Regions from separate parts of the Homo sapiens genome. Here region 1 is linked to region 2. The links are chromatin loops, found by intact Hi-C in ENCODE. Cell type or tissue: heart right ventricle. All regions are shown on one strand. Links, peaks and the distances in the headings refer to the core of each region. The heading gives the core; the rest is flanking DNA. Region 1 overlaps BLMH (bleomycin hydrolase). Region 2 overlaps EFCAB5 (EF-hand calcium binding domain 5).

The links. A loop is a pair of places that touch in the nucleus more often than their neighbours do. Peaks named below come from ENCODE experiments on the same cell type or tissue, not always from the same donor. Only the 100,000 strongest peaks of a DNase experiment are listed, where the experiment ranks them.
Region 1: it touches region 2 in a loop (6-fold over the local background); 47 of 110 quality-filtered maps call a loop at or near these places.

What each region holds. Positions count from the first base shown.
Region 1 is chr17:30,276,146-30,281,531 of GRCh38, reverse strand. The region is part of intron 6 of BLMH (bleomycin hydrolase); the gene reads left to right. Among named protein-coding and RNA genes, the nearest start is that of BLMH, 13 kb to the left of the region's middle. In heart right ventricle, for the core only: a CTCF peak has its summit at 3,286 (motif pointing right); a DNase peak (open chromatin) is centred at 3,291.
Region 2 is chr17:30,101,798-30,107,183 of GRCh38, reverse strand. All of the region lies in intron 22 of EFCAB5 (EF-hand calcium binding domain 5), which reads right to left. Among named protein-coding and RNA genes, the nearest start is that of NSRP1, 12 kb to the left of the region's middle. RefSeq lists silencers at 2,039-2,140, 2,488-2,587. In heart right ventricle, for the core only: a CTCF peak has its summit at 2,506 (motif pointing left); a DNase peak (open chromatin) is centred at 2,473; H3K4me3 peaks cover 638 bases; H3K27ac peaks cover 646 bases.

The DNA.
Region 1 (5,386 bases), core at 296-5,295, 170 kb before region 2:
AGGGCAGTGTGAGGGAACCAATGTGTAGAAAAGGGTAGCAGGTGTGAATGAGAGAAGTAATAATTGAAGAAGCAAGGTTTTGGAAGAGGGAAAGAATAGATGTGGTCTAAAGTAGTGCCATCAGACTTTAATGTGCACATGAATCACCTTGGGATCTTGTTAAAATGCAGATTGATCTAGTAGGTGTGGGGGTGGGGCCAGATAGTCCGCATTTCTGTTTCTTTCTTTGATATAAACACCTCTAGAAGTAATCTCAAGATCATTATTTAACTATTAGTTATCATCTATATGAGTTCATTCCCTTTAACATCACAGAAGTGCACATACTTTTAGAGTGTACCTTTTTATGTCTTTCTGTGCCCGAAAACATTTAATGCCTCCAGAAGGCATCTGCTTTTCTGCCTGCTTAGGTGTTTTACTTTAAAAAAAAAAAAAAAAACAACAAAGAAACAACAAAAAAAAAAACACAGATCTTTGCCCTTCTTTCATTCCCTACCAGAAAGTAGTAGACAGCTGTCTTCCCTTCTCTTCTTCCTCTGTGAATAAACAGTGAATAAACAGTCACTAAGGTAGGTTCCTTACTCCTTCTCTCCTATAACTAGCTCATTTACCCACAGCACTGAACTTTTTTCAAAGTTGAGCTGTTTTCTGTGACTGCTTTAGTGTTCTTATGACCATTCTATTCTTTGATCAATAGGTCGTTTTACCTTTGAGACTACTTTCTCCATCAGTAAAACTAAAAAAAGTTGGGGTAGGCTGTGCATGGTGGCTAATGTCTATAATCCCAGTGCCTTGGGAGGCCAAGGCAGGAGGATCACTTGAGCACAGGAACTTGAGACCAGCCTGGCCAACACAGAGAGACCCCATCTCTACAAGAAAATGAAAAAATTAGCTGGATATGGTGATGCGTGCCTGTAATTCTAGCTACATGGTAGGCTGAGGCAAGAAGATCACTTGAGCCCAGGAGTTCAAGGCTGCAGTGAGCTGTGATTACACCCCTGCACTCCAGCCTGGGTGACAGAGGGACACCCTGTCTCTTAAAAAAATAAAAAGAAGTTGGGGTAAATGATTGTAGGGTTTTGCATTTTTATACAGTAGAAGTAACTAATATTTTTACAGTGCTTTAGACTTTACTGTACTACTTTCTCAAAAACCCAGTATTGCAAATACAAATGAAGACTAAGATTCTGTCTCTTCTGCAGTGGTTTCAAGCACTGAAATCTTCTAGCCTTAACAGTGGAAAGGTAAAATTAGACACAGATAATAAGAACTTAGAATACTAGCATGAGAGTTTGCCCCAATTCAATAGGCAATGAGAAGTCAGGAAGATTTTTAAGCAGAAGAATTATATGAAGTTTTGCTCTCTTTCAAGCAGTTTGGTTGTTATCTTCGAACTACCTTACTGTTCTAACCTCTCCTTCATTCTGTGTCTGCCTGTAGCTGCCTTAAAAACTGTTGAAGGTTCTCACGCTTCTAAGATTTATAACTGACTCTCAACTGCTGCATCTTTCCTTCTTCCTCTCACTTGATGTCTGTCATGGGCGTGGGAATTAACTAAGGCCCATATCATTTGTCTTTAAATTGGGATCTACACATTCTTTCCCCTTATTTCATATCTCATTCTTTTACCTTTCTCTCCTGATTCTGTTTCTTTTACCATGCTACACTTCAGCAAGTCATTTAAAATAAACAGATCTCTCCACTAGGGAGATTTGTTTTTTTATTTTTTTGAGATAGTATCTTGCTTTGTTGCCCAGGCTGGAGTGCAGTGTTACGATCACAGCTCACTGCAGCCTCAACCTCCCAGGCTCAAGTTATCCTCCCACCTCAGCCTCCCAACATGCTGGGATTACAGGCATGAGCCACTGCATCTGGCCTGAAAATATTTTTAGAGATCAGTTACAATGGAGCTCCTTTATAAAATGAGACTTGAGAGGTAGGACCCTTCTTTATAATTCACCTTCTTATGAAATATATTTAAACTGGAAATAGGGCTTGGACCTTTCTGGCACCAGCTGCAGTTTTTCTAGTTATAGGTTGCTAGAAAGGGACTATATATAATCCACATTGTTTTAGGTTAGTTTAAATTCTCTATTTAATTAGCTAAAGATATAAAATCTTAATCAGAAGACAAATGGCCCCAAGAGGCAAGTACAGATGCACTCAGTGTAGCTTCCCTTGACATACAACTGCCCCCAGGGGACAAGCAAAGGGTCTCCATCAATCAAAAAATTTAGCTCAATTTTGGGCAGGCTGCCCTTTATACTCTGGGACTCATATCACAATTTTAGGGGACCTTTCTCAGTAATCTATATTTAAGGGAATAATTAGAATCATTGGCTTCTTCTGTTCTTTTTAAACCAGATTTAGAATTAATAGGATCACATCATTATTCGTTTGAGGAGTTGAGGAAAAGCAGAATCAGTTGCCAGGTGTCATTGAGCCGTGTATATCTTTGCCTTCAGCTTTCCAGCATTTTGGAAAGCCCATATTCCAAGTCCACCCCCTTTATCAGATTGGTTCTAAATTTGGTTTGAAATGACAAAAGTGCTTGGGGCTAGATGTGGGGCTGGGTGTGGCGGCTTACGCCTATAATCCCAGCACTCTGGGAGGCAGGCAGATCACTTGAGGCCCGGAGTTCAAGACCAGCCTGGCCAACATGGCAAAACCCTGTCTCTACCGAAAATACAAAAAATTAGCCAGGCATGGTGGTGCATGCCTGTAATCACTGCTACTTGGGAGGCTGAGGCATGAGAAATGCTTGAACCTGGGAGGCAGAGGTTGCAGCGAGCCGAGATCGTGCCACCGCATTCCAGCCTGGGTGACAGAGTGAGGCTCTGTCCCCCGCTCCCCCCCACAAAAAAAGTCACGTGTTCGTTAAATATTTCTTAACATATGTATCTGACACTATTCTAGGCATTGGAGATTAAACAGTGAACAACACAGAAAAGAATACCTATCTTTGTGTAGTTGATGTTCTAGTAGGGAAAGACAAAGTGTATAAGAAGTATAATATGCCAGAAGATAAGTGCAATGGAGAAAAGTAAAGGAAAAAAGATGTGAAGTACTGGGATGGGAAGTGAGCAATTTCAATTAAAGTCACAAATACATTTCCCTAAATGGGCTAATTGTTGGTTTTAATATTAATTTAATGTGTAATTATATTCTGAGGGATATGGTTGTACTCTTATTTTACTCAATTCTGTATAATCTCTTGTGTTCACTGTTCAGTATCTTTTTGTCCTGGATGCCAAGTAGATCTTGTGAGAAGCAGGTGACACTCCAGTGTTGCCCACCAGAGAGCAGAGTTGGATATCTAAAGCTCACTGCCCAGGGAATGTTATTTCAGAACTGCAGAGTCTCTTATCAAGAAAATATAGTATCAGAGACCATGGAAATTATTCTTTGGAGCATTTTTTTTTAATGAGAGCTTATTTAATTAACTATTGTTATTTGGCTCAGAGTCAGATATTCCTTCCAAAGTGTTACAGACTGACTTAAATATTAATGACTTTGGATAATTTATAGTCATGGTAAACAAATAGTATAAAACAATGCAACATGTCTCAAGTTACAAAGTTTTACTAGAATCTAAAAGAAATATCACCCTTATCCTTATTTATGCCTTAATTATATTTTTATTAAAATTCAGATTTATAAAATATATGTGAAGGGCATAAGCATTGTTTTATAAAAGGACTCACTATAGAATTCATTTAGATAGCAGAAATGCATATTTCCTCTAATGTATTTGGGAGAAGGAGGAATTTAACACTTTTTACTTTAAACAGGGAGTCAAGTACATAATAAGGTATTTTGCAAATTATAGTGTAAAACATTTGTATTTATCTTTAGAATATGTTTAAAAGTAACCAGAAATTCACTTAGTTATCTTCATCTTAGTTGGGCCTGGCATTGCCTCTCCTTTTTTGGCCAGGGCCTGGCTGAGCTGAATTTACCACCGTTGGATAACTGAGAATTGATTGAAATGGTTCCACTACTACATGTAGATACACATGTAACAGTAGTTACTAGTTGAAAATACACATCATTTAGGTCTTTAAAACCTTTCTAATCTAAGTATGTTCTGACTGTACACCTTCATTGTCATTGACTTGACCATAGTTACCAGTGGCAATGTCTTCTTCATAATGACAGATGCCTAAAGTTGTCATTTGTAGCCTTGGCACTGAGTAAATACAAAATGAATGTGAATCCCAAACAGAGCTCATTAATCCTTGGCTAGAGTAACTCAATTACGGTTGCTTATGTGATACTCTGCCTCCTTTCTGTGGTAGAAACCAACTTGGGAAGGATATAACGTTAAAAGAGAGATGGTTTAATGACTAGATGTTCAGGCTCGTAACACACACAGTAAATCTTAATAAAGGAAGGTTCTCTCTTGGAAAACAGAACAAAACAAAATGACAGGCAAGCATAACTTCTTCTCTAAGTTAACTTGCTTCTGTTAAGATAGAATCACAGCAGTGAACAAATTGCTCATATACACAGCAATGTGTGTGAATCTCACAGACATTATGTCAGCCAAAGGAAGCCAGACACAAAAGATAATGTGTTCTATGAATACTTTTATACGAAGTTAAAGGACAGGCAAAACTAATCAATGGTTATAAAGTAAAAACAGTGGTTATCTGGTGGAAGTTGTGGGTTACTTAACAGCAAAGGAGCCAGAGAACCTCCAGAGCCTGGAAATGTTATGTATATTGATATGAATGATGGTTACATGGGTATATATGTATGTTTTTAAAAAACGAATTGTTAGTGTGTTTTACACACTAAACATATGTTTTGCCTAAGTTAAAAAGTAAGAAAAAGGAATTAGGTCACGGAGTTTGGATTTGTTATGGGAGGTAATAGGGAAACATTGGATCTTCAACAGGGACGTGAGTTGAGAAAAGTAGTGCTTTTCAAATTCTCCTGTGGTGATATGGAGAATGGAACAATGTTCAGATCAACTGGTGTATCTGTGTCATGTCGCCAGCACTGCTAGATGCTATAAAGGACACAAAATATCCATGATCTGGTTCTTATCTTTAAGAAGTGTATAATCTTTTATGGGAGACAAGTTATATGAAATCTAGAAAGTTACAGTAAATGGTAAATAGATGGAGTTTTGGAAACAACATATTAAAGTCAGCCCTAAGTTCAAATCCTAATTCTGCCATTTACTGGCTCTATGACTTCAGGAAAGTGATTTATTTCCCTGAACCTTGATATCCTTATCTGTAAAAGGGGGATAATATCCACCATCTTTGTTGAGAGGCTTAAGAAATATGGTAGTGAAAGATAGTACAGCAAAGTAGACGGTCAGTACATCTTCCCTTTTTAAATCCTGTAGCCAAGGAGCAATATTTTGTTGTTGTTG
Region 2 (5,386 bases), core at 337-5,336:
AAAACTGTTAAACTGTCATTCATAAAAGTTGCTTTTTCCCAGGAGTCAATGACTAATATTCAAACAGAATGGTCCAATGGAAAGACTATATAGAGTTGAACAGATGAGGGTTCTGTCCAATGGAAAGACTATATAGAGTTGAACAGATCTTGGCTCTACACCAATGAGTTTTGTCACTTAACTGCTCTGAGCCTCAGTTTCTTCTTCCATAAAACAAAATTGTAAGAATTGTTTTTTTCTTTTGAGACAGGGTCTTGCCCTGTTGCCCAGGCTGGAGTGCAGTGGCACGATCATGGCTCACTGCAGCCTCAATCTCCCATGCTCAGGTGATCCTCCCACTTCAGCCTCCCAAGTAGCTGGGACCAGAGGCTGAGAAAATATATGTGAAGATCTGTCACAGAGTAGTTGCTCAAAAATATTAACTACCGGCTGGGCACAGTGACTCACACCTGTAATCCCAGCACATTGGGAGGCAGAGGCAAGTGGATCACTTGAGGTCAGGAGTTTGAGATCAGCCTGGCCAACATGGTGAAACCCCATCTCTACTAAAAATACAAAAATTAGCCAGGCGTGGTGGTGGGCACCTGTGATCCCAGCTACTTGGGAAGCTGAGGCAGGAGAATCGCTTGGACCTGGGAGGTGGAGGTTGCAGTGAACTGAGATTGTGCCACTGCACTCCAGCCTGGGTGGCAGAGTGAGACTCCATTTCAAAAAATAATAATAATAATAATTACCCCCTTTCTTTCAGATGCCTCTCATCCACAAGTCTATTTTATTCATTTCTGTTATTCCTAGTAACTAACTCAGTGCCTAACCCAATACATGTTTGCTGATTTGAGTAAACCATTTGGTTATAATTGAGTTCAAGCTTTATTATTTATTTATTTATAATTATAAATAAATAATTTATTCATTATCTTTAATAATAGAGACAGGGTCTTATGTTGCCCAGGCTAGTCTTGAACTTCTGGCCTCAAGCAATCCTCCCACCTCGGCCTCCTAAAGTGCTGGGATTACAGCCATGAGCCACTGCACCTGGCTTTTTTTTTAATTGAGTAAAAGCTTTTAAATATCAAGTCTTCTATCCAATAGCTTATTAACAGTAATGACAATGATCTATTAGAATTGCTAAGCAGAACATATTTTATTTTCTTGTCTTTTATCAACACAAAGGAACAAGATTCTCTGAATTAGGTTTAGCTGTCCTATGGTTTGGAAGGAACTATACAACAAAAGGTATAATATGGGATAGGAATGGCACGTAAAATGTGGAAAACATTCACAAGTCTCAATTTTTATTTGAAGCTGACTTTAAAGCGTGGATCCAATTAATTTTCTAAAATTCTCTGTTTTAACACACACGCACACACACACACCACCCTGGCATTGTCTTTTCTCATTCAATTATAAGTGTTCAATAAATGTTAAATTGAAACATTAAATTAAGGAATAATGAATTAGGTTTCTCAAATACTAAAATTCTTTCCAGATTATAGCTCAGTAACATTAGAGAGAATTATGAATAAAAACAAAACAGATGCTGGTCATGAGATCACATTCAAAATACCTGATTCATCTCATTTTATGAGCAATACTAGACCAATCGACATACATACTTAAAATATTGAAGGTGCATTTGTTATAATTCATCTCTCTTTCTGTTTTTTGTTTTGTTTTGTTTGTTTGTTTCGTTTTTTGAGATGGAGTCTCACTCTGTCGCCCAGGCTGGAGTGCAGTGGCACCTTGTGGGCTCACTGCAACCTCCGTCTCCTGGGTTCAAGCGATTTTCCTGCCTCAGCCTCCCAAGTAGCTGGGATTACAGACGCCCATCACCAGGCCTGGCTAATTTTTATATTTTTGGTAGAGACGGGGTTTCATCATGTTGGCCAGGCTGGTCTCGAACTCGTGACCTCAGATGATCCGGCCTCCCAAGGTGCTGGGATTACAGGCGTGAGCAACCGCGCTCGGCCAATTCATCTCTCTTTCTGTTAATTAGTTTCCTGGAAACCCTGCAAGGTAAATGATACAGGTTTCCAAAGATAATGTTTCAATGCTATGAAGCTAAATAAAATTCACCCTAGGACACTCCTAAAAGTCCTTATTTTCGGAGACAAAACAGCTCTGCTGCTCCCCTCAGCTTTTCTTCCGCCCTTCCCTAATGCCCATGAAGAGCTCTGTTCCTTTGACCCCTGCCACAGTGTTCTTATCTGAACATCCACGTGAGCAGACGCCCATCTGCAAGCCATTATTAAGCTAGTCGCCATCTCCATGGTGATTCAACGACACGGGGATGGTGAGCGAGGTCGCTGTCTTTCACAAGACCCTGTTGCTTATTTCCTGTGTTATTGTTACCGAGACAGAAGCTCCGAAAGTGTCTGGACGGTGGTTCCTGTTTCCCTGTCCTTTCCAGAGGTTGATGCGTTAACGACCGGCTCTAACGATTCCTCTAATGAGCCTCCAGCGCTCTGCTGGGTTCCCTATTAACGGTTGAGTGCTACTGCCCTCTTGTGGTAGATGCAGGCCGGATCTTTGCAGCTTGACCCACGACAGACCCCACTCACACAGACTTTGCAATTTTTTCAAGCAGATAAACGCTTCTTTTATAACCATAGAAATAACGCTTTTTTTTTTTGCTTTGCTTTGGAAAAGTGTATAGTAAATTATTTGAATATATCTAAGCTATAGAGAGTACTGGGTGACCTTTGAGTCTATCTATGGACATTAGTTCAGAAACATGATATTTTTGTAGGTTCTAGTTTAATCAAACTTTTAATTACATAGTGAATTCATTATGCTGGAAACACTGGGCTATAGTAGGATATTTCTGAATTAAAACTCCATTTATGGATCCCTGCTTTTAACACTGGATTAATAAAGTTAAATCTTTTGGGGATGATGGATAATTAGTATAGATGGGCAAAGCAAAAAGAAAGAAGTACTTAAGCTTCAAGTACAAAAGCTAAAATGTAACTGCTCCTTTCAACTAACAATCCAAGATCAGCCACATTTGTTGATGTTCCTCTCCTTCATTAGTTCTCTTAGTTTTAGTTCTCATTTCTATTGCTTCACATACCCCAAGTCACTCCTTAACATGACAGCCACACACAATAAACTGAAGGTCCTTGCAGCAATAGAAGGGTATGTGTATGCAAATTTCTTTTCTTTTCTTTTTTAGATGGAGTTTTGCTCTTGTTGTCCAGCCTGGAGTGCAATGGCGTGATCTTGGCTCACTGCAACCTCCACCTCATGGGTTCAAGCCATTCTCCTGCCTCAGCCTCCTGAGTAGTTGGGACTACAGGCATGCACGCCTGGCTAATTCTTCTGTATTATTAGTAGAGATGGGGTTTCACCACGTTGGCCAGGCTGGTCTTGAACTCCTGACCTCAGGTGATCCACGTGCCTTGGCCTCCCAAAGTGCTGGGATTACAGGTGTGAGCCACTGCGCCCGGTCATATATGCAAATTTCAATCAATCTTTTTGTAGGCAGGAGAATTTACATTTGCCATGGCAATCAGGAATTTAATATGTCATTGTTAATTTAATATGGTCCCAAAGGCACTGTAGTGTACTGCCTCCCAGATTTATCAGGAAAAATATCAATGTTACACGGGGAGTTAAAAACACATTTTTCTCTAGTAATCGAAGTTTGAGGGGGAAGTTTGTTCTAGGATGAATGCTGAGTTCTTGCACGTATATCAGTTTCATTCCCATGGCAAGCATATTTCTGTACAGTGTCACAAGCATAATTTCTGTACAATATCACATAATTTCTATACAATATCACATGTAGTGGCTTTTTAAATGATGTAGCTATAAATCAAGTCATGTGTAAATTGAAATCAATGCAAATTATATTTACAAAATTCATAGTTTAATGTAGTGGCCTCCAAACTCTTTTGCTCATGTACCTCTATCAGTAACAAACATTGAGCATGTGCCCATATATATATATATTTATAATATATATATTTATAAATTATTTATTTTAAAACATTTTAAACAAAAAATAGAAATTAACAATGAGTTAAAACCATTATAAAGAAAAGTCCTTTGGCCGGATGCAGTGGCTCACGCATGTAATCTCAACACTTGGGAGGACAAGGCAGGTGGATTGCTTGAGTCCTGGAGTTCAAAACCAGCCTGGGCAACATGGTCTGTCTCTACAAAAAATACAAAAATTAGCTGGGCATGGTGGTGTGGGCCTCTAGTGTCAGCTACTAGGGAGGCTCAGGTGGGAGGAGGGAGAATCACCTGAGCCTGAGAGGGAGAGGTTGCAGTAAGCCAAGATTGTGCCACTGTACTTCGGCCTGGGTGACAGAGTGAGACCTTGTCTCCAAAAAAAGAAACAAAGAAAAAAAGAAAAGTCCTTAGTCCTTTGGTATTTTTCTTTCTTTCTTTCTGTCTTTCAATGTCTCAACAGAATCATCTTTGATATTTTTCTTGCGCCCCAGAGACAGTTTTTTAAAAAATCTTCTGGGGTGCTTCCACTTAACTTTGGAGACCACCAAGTTAAAATATGAAAGAAATTGAATGGATAATGCTTTTCTAGATGATTAACATGCATTCAATTTTGCTACGTCTGAAATTCCTACTAAGACTAATGTAAAGGAAAAGAAAGAAGAAAAGAAAAAGAAAAAGAAGACATAAGGGCCGGGTATGGTGGCTCATGCCTGTAATCCCAGCTACTCAGGAGGCTGAGGCAGGAGAATCACCTAAGCCCAGGAGTTCGAGGTTACAGTGAGCCATGATCACACCACTGCACTCCAGCCTGGGTGACAGAGACAGACCCTGCCTCTATAATTAATTAATTAATTAATAAAAGAAGACATAAAACCAATGATAGAAAGATCAGGAGAAAAGAAACACCAATATTTAATTCCTACTCCCATTGCCTCAAAGTCCCAACAACTTCTTCTCCCATCTTCACTCTGGCTGATGACTCTGCTTTCAGCTTCTCTGTAAGATTGACACAATCAGAAGGCAACTTCCATAGACTCCCACCAGCACACCTACCCACTCACTCTCATCTGCACCCATATTCTCCTTCCGTAGACTTCTACCAGCACACCTACCCACTCACTCTCATCTGCACCCATGTTCTCTGTCCTCTTGCTGTCTTAAGCCAATTCCTCCCTTGGTGTGGTAGATCCAGGGTAGTCAAATAATTCATTGTTCAAATTGGTACACTTGAGAGAGAAAGAGGATGCTAACTGGACAAGTCACCAGAACAACAAGCAAAAACTTGGGCTGTTCCAAGGTAAACATAGAACGTATGGTTACTCTAACAACAGCCCATCCTCTCTGACGTGCTTGAGGACATTGTTTCAGGAATTCTCTGTCTTCAACATTGTCAACTTCTTGCTTTCTACAGGATTTCCCATCAGAA